2 separate regions of the Homo sapiens genome follow, and region 1 is linked to region 2. The links are chromatin loops, found by intact Hi-C in ENCODE. Cell type or tissue: heart right ventricle. All regions are shown on one strand. Links, peaks and the distances in the headings refer to the core of each region. The heading gives the core; the rest is flanking DNA.

Region 1 (2,927 bases), core at 273-2,772, 440 kb before region 2:
CTGTGAGTCACTTGGAGGCCTTCTTGGTAATCATATTGACTGTTGTGGGATCACAGTGCTTGTGTTCAAATAACCCTTATTTTACTTAATAATGGCCCCAAAGCATAAGACTAGTGATGCTGGCATATTGTTATAATAGTTCCATTTTATTATTAGTTATTATTAATCTGTTACTGTGCCTGATTTATAAGTTAAACTTTATCATAGGTATGTAAGTATAGGAAAAAATATAAAATATATAGAGTTCAGTACTCTAAGGGTTTCAGGCATCCACTGGTGGTCTTGGAACATAGCTCCCTCAGATAAGGGGGGAATATTATATATATCCTGGTGGTATGCTGAGAAAAAAGGGAAAACAGGTACTGGTGAGCAATGGTAAACTGAGTCACAATTGTATAACTTTTGCTATGAAAAGTACGTAGTTCCTAAAACTTTTAGGCCAAAAGTGTCTACTGATGCATAAGAAAAATCATACTCTGACTCAATTGCCCTAACATATTTGCAGTCCCATTTTTTAAACCACAAGGATAGAAAAATGAGTGGGTAGAGATCATTAATATTAATCATACTAATTATCTTTAATTTCCAGTTTATGTACCTAATCTCAATTCTGCAGTTTGCTATAAAAATAATCGCAGTGTGAGTTAACATTTTAGCTTGCTGATAAAAATAATATTAAATAACGTTTACTGTTAATTGATAAATTTAATAGAAACACAAATATGTGTAACATACATATATTATTGAATGGTTCAAGGTAGAGAATTTTAATATTTTAACAATCTGAAGTACAGTTTAAATTTAGAAATATTGAAGAAAAACAGGATAAATGTCATACTCCATATTGTGGCATACAATGTCCTTCCCAATCTAACCTCAGCCTACCTTTTTCACATCATCTCCACTGCTCTCTCAGGGAACAGAACTTGCTGGAATGAAGAGAACCAAGGTCAGGGGCTACATTTCTACTGTCTTCCCCTTTATCATCAACTGCATTTGTTGCCTGAGAGAGTAGGTGAGATACTGGACCACTCTGGAGACGTGCATGGACATGAGTTCAAGGTGAATCTGCTTCTGTCCTTTTGCTATAATCCCTGATCTCACAGGTAAAGTTGGGGAGGAGGCCACTGGAGCCCAAGAGGATCTGTTTGGCTGAAAAAAATATATGACCCCTGACCAGAGGCTACTTTTCCAGGGTTGGCCCCTTCTCTATGAAAGCACTTATAGATCTCCTATAGATAATATGAGCTAGTATACCTCTAGCTTTTGGTTAATCATGGTAATTCCCAAAACAAGCCAAGGATTTCACACCTTGGGGCCATTTTGTGTGTTTTTGAAGCCAACCCCATCAGTAATAGAATATTTAATTCTTAATTAGATGGAGATCACATGTCAGCCTAGCCGTCACCAAGTAATTTTGTTGTAATAATATATAATTATATGTATTTATATAATACATAATATATAATCACATAATTTTATTATTTTATCATGTATGATAACTACATACTTAATTTCCAACCTAGCCAGCCAGCTTCCAGATGTGGACCTTTAATCTCATGTATAAAAGTCATTTGAAGTAAATCTGGGTATAAATCCTGTATTTAACATTGATTGTGAACTTCAGCAAATTAATCATTTGAGCCTCAGTTAAAAGGAACTGCTCAATAATGCCTACATCAAGGGTTATTGTGAAGTTGGATGAGAACATGTAAAGGACACCTGCTCTTCTCTTTTGAGAACAAATCTACTACAACTACCAATGTCTTCCAACTCACAGCACAAGTACAAGTAGCAAGTCAGCCATGATTCTCATATTAAAAAACTTAAACATTTTCACCAGATGCTATTGGCAGCCTGGCAACCTGAAGTAGTAAGTGGAACACAGGAATAGGAGTCAGAAGCCCTGAATTTTATGTCCAATTTGGCTCCAATTCAACTGTGTGGCTTTGGGCAAGTTAATTTTTCAGCTTCCCCTTTTGTAAAATGGGAGGACATAATCCTGCTCTGATGACCTGGACTTGAATGTCACAATGATTGTAATGCCATCATTATTGTGACCAAACACTCCATGTTAAAAAAAAAAAAAGTCTTTTTACTCAACTTTTTTAAAAATGTAAACTCTTACGACAAGGGCCTGGGGTGTGTAACACATTCCCTCAACAAATATCTATTGACCTGTGCTTGGCTGGGCATCGTTGAGCTAGGATACAGTGGTGAATACAAAGGGAAAGTCAAAGTGTAAACAATAAGCAAGTAAATAAATCAACTAGATGATTTCAAATACTTACAAGTTGTTTAAAAACTAAACCATGTCTATCCATATGCAGAAGAATAAAACTGCACATCTACCTACCACCATATACAAAAATTAACTCAAGATGGATTAAAAACTTAAACGTAAGACCTCAACCTCTAAAAATCCTAGAAGAAACCTAGGAAATATGCTTCTCCATATCAGCCTTGGCAAAGAATTTATAACTAAGTCCTCAAAGGCAATTGCAATAAAACTAGAAATTGACAAATGGGTCCAAATTAAACTAAAGAGCTTCTGCACAGCAAGAGAAACTATCAAAGAAGTAAACAGACACCCTACAGAATGGGAGAAAATACTCACTAACTAAGCATCTGGCAAAGGCCTATTATCCAGAATCTATAAGGAACTTAAATAAGTCAATGAGCAAAAAACAAACAATCCCATTAAAAAGTGGGCAAAGCACATGAACAGACACTTCTCAAAAGAAGACCTACAAGCAGCCAGCAAACGTAAGAAAAAATGGTCATCATCACTAATCATCAGAGAAGTGCAAATTAAAACTGTAATGAGATATTTCATACCAGTCAGAATCACTTTTGTTAAAAAGTCAAAAAATAGCAGATGTTAGTGAGGCTGCAGAGAAAAGGGAACCCTAATACACTGTTGGTCA
Region 2 (2,927 bases), core at 304-2,803:
GAAGATGTAGGATTTGAGCACATGAGAATGTTTTATTAATTTTGTATTTTAATTAGATTTTTGGGTTTTTTTTTTCTCTAGTCTGTCTTCTGTGTTTTTTTTTTCTTTTTTTTTCCTGCATGAACCAAGAAAGAGAATGGCATTGAGAAGGTATAAAAGGGTTCTTTAATACTTCCACCTCCTTGGATATACAGCAGGAGAAAGAAAGTTGGATTACTTTATACTGGGCCTTTAAAAAAAAGTCTGGTACCTTTGTATATCATGAGCTGATGTGAATGGTAATGGCGCCAGCCTCCTGGACTAAGATTCCACCAGTTTCCCCTGTGATGCAGGCCATCCCCCACCCGCACCCCAGCTGAAACAGAACTGAAACTCAGAAAACCTAGCTATCCCTGCATTAAAAAATATATTTGCAAGCATCCAGGGATTTTATTTCCGTCCTCAAAAAATTGAGAGCCTCAACATTTATTTTGTGCAGAGGCAGAGAAAGTACCCCCATAGTCTGTGGGCTGACCCCAAAACTGAGTGTCTGTGGCTATGACTATTTGATAACTGGGCTGCTACACTTGTAAGGTTTCATTTCTTTATTTCCTTCAAAATGAAACAAAGATAAACAGTGAGAGTAGTATTTTATTGTTTGAACACCAGTTTCTCCCCTTAACAATCCTGTGTTAGTATGCTATTTTCTTGATGTGATTTTAAACCTCAGTGTGTACCCGGCCAGTTCTGTATTCCAGAAGCTACTGTCTACTGCCAAGAGCTATTAATCAAAATAAATGGGTGCTTGGGATCCTGGAAGTGGTGTGGGGACTCTGCTTCTCTGTAGACAGACTACCCTCTTCTGCCCCAGAGTGGGGGCAGCAGGAGGATGATAGTGGTCAGGGAGGCACTGTGGCATTCTGAATCCCTGGTGACACAAGAGGGTGTCAACACAGCCTGTGGATAACAGGAGAAGGGCCTAAAATGTACTTACACCACCCTAAGACTGGACAAACTCTGGGGATACTTCCAGTTCATCTCCCACAATTTCTAGAGGCATCTGCATGCCTGTCAGCTTGGGCCAAGTGCACAGAACACCATCTTTGTCAAAGCTAATTCCTGGCACCTACCCAATAAGCCCAGGCTGCTTTCATTTCTACTCTGTATTCTTTTATGACATTTGAAAGACAAAGAAAAGAAAGTGGTCTTAGAAGGTAAAAAGGTTACTTGAGTTCACAGACTTGATATTTTAGGAAGAGGCTAAACTAAATTATTCCAAAGTCTTACATTTAATTTGTGCCATCAGTGACCAAACATTTTCAAGAGTTAGTGGGTATAAAGGACTGAAAAGGATGATAAAGTTACTATCAACATTCAGGCCACAGAAAGGCAGAGGAGGGAGAGAACAGTTAGAAACATATTAAACCAAAATCTAGTCCAGCCATCCCTCTAGCCCTTTTATTTTGTACCTGGGGTAGGGGGTGGGGAGAGTTGATGTTAGCTTTTGGGTTTTTGCTTGCAGCAAGCATATTTCATTTTGAGCCGGTTGTGCCAGTTAGTGACATAATGTCCACATGGTAATATGATACGGTAAGCACAAATGCAGTGCACAAACCAGACTGTGGCCTGGGAAAGACAAGCTCTGTCCATATATCAACGGGAATGGCTCGGAACTCAGGGAGTGAGTATTTTGAAGCAATCGCACATGAATTCACCTTCAGGAGATTAGAGGCTGATGTCACCAGGAGAGTGAAGTCATCAGAAATGACCTAAACTGATGGGACCTTGCCAGAACAAAGCTGCGCTGTGCAGACACACAGCTTAACTCCTTCTGGGTTGAAGATTTCTCCAAGGCTGCTTTTTTTTTTTTTTTGTGAACACGAAGAGTTTCTAACAGACGACAACAAAGCCGATATGACTCCCACACTCCTAGGCATCAGCTGGTGTTACTTGATGAAAGAGGCCCAAAAATAAGTAAGTTCCACTAACCAGATGTCCTAAGCCCTCACCTTTTCATCCAAGAGTTCTACCCTGTCTCTATAGATTCTCAGGGGAATAGCACTAGTAGGCCTTTCATAACAGCAATTGAATTGAAGTGAATGGAATTAAGCTAGCAATGGCAGATCCCCCAGAATGGCAACAGTTGGGCCCACAGAATGGTGGTGGAACAGCACTACAGAAGACAGCCCATTTGAAAAGTGGCTGGTTGCCTGAGTCTGCCTGTGATTCTCAGTGGAACACTCCATGTGCCAGGAAGCAGTAAGATGCTGGCTGTCTCTCACCTAGTCAAGCTGCTTAGCAGTGAAGAACCATCCTCTTCTCCTTGTTACCATAATTCCTGAGAGCCATTACCACTTGCTTATTTCATCCTCTCTAATGTCAACCCTTGGCTACTACAGATGCCATAAGGTCAGTCACACCTTGCTTAGGCCAAGGAATACAACATAACTTTAAAAGTTAATCATGCATGGAAAATACCTTCAGATTCATGTGTCCCCTTATGGGCAGTGGCTGCATTAACATTGCATCATAAAAACAAGCTAGATAAGATCATACTAGAGGTGGTCTTAGGGGCAGGGGGCTGGACCCGGCCTCTCTTCTGGGATGAACCTAGCATCTGGTGTGTAGAATCCGTAGTCAAGTGGGATAATGTAAATAAAAGCACCTTCCAAGCTGCAAAGTATTCACTGAAGAATATTTTGATTTCATGATGGTCCTCCACAAAGCAAGGATAAAGGACCAACAACAATAGGTATGACCTTAATATAGGCCAAATGGGAAGATGGCTGCCGACATGAGGTAGTGGGAGGTACACAGAAGAGGTCTCCTGCCCCTAAACCTTCCTCCTGATGCCTGTTGTGTACCTACAAATCCACCTCTAACAACTTGCTTGAGGTCAGTGCTTTTCAAATTGTTCTCATCACAACCTTTACAGTACTGTTCAGTAC

Evidence for each region. Hi-C counts contacts between places; a loop is a spot of excess contacts. Peaks named below come from ENCODE experiments on the same cell type or tissue, not always from the same donor. Only the 100,000 strongest peaks of a DNase experiment are listed, where the experiment ranks them.
Region 1: a loop joins it to region 2, with 2.4 times the contacts of the local background. A loop is called at or near these places in 4 of 110 quality-filtered maps.

The regions. Positions count from the first base shown.
Region 1 is chr13:50,793,464-50,796,390 of GRCh38, reverse strand. It overlaps a transcript of DLEU7 not described here. Among named protein-coding and RNA genes, the nearest start is that of DLEU7-AS1, 13 kb to the left of the region's middle. In heart right ventricle, for the core only: no CTCF peak of the experiment used is centred there; no DNase peak of the experiment used is centred there.
Region 2 is chr13:50,356,556-50,359,482 of GRCh38, reverse strand. The region is part of intron 2 of DLEU1 (deleted in lymphocytic leukemia 1); the gene reads right to left. Among named protein-coding and RNA genes, the nearest start is that of DLEU1-AS1, 170 kb to the left of the region's middle. In heart right ventricle, for the core only: no CTCF peak of the experiment used is centred there; a DNase peak (open chromatin) is centred at 1,622; H3K27ac peaks cover 1,774 bases.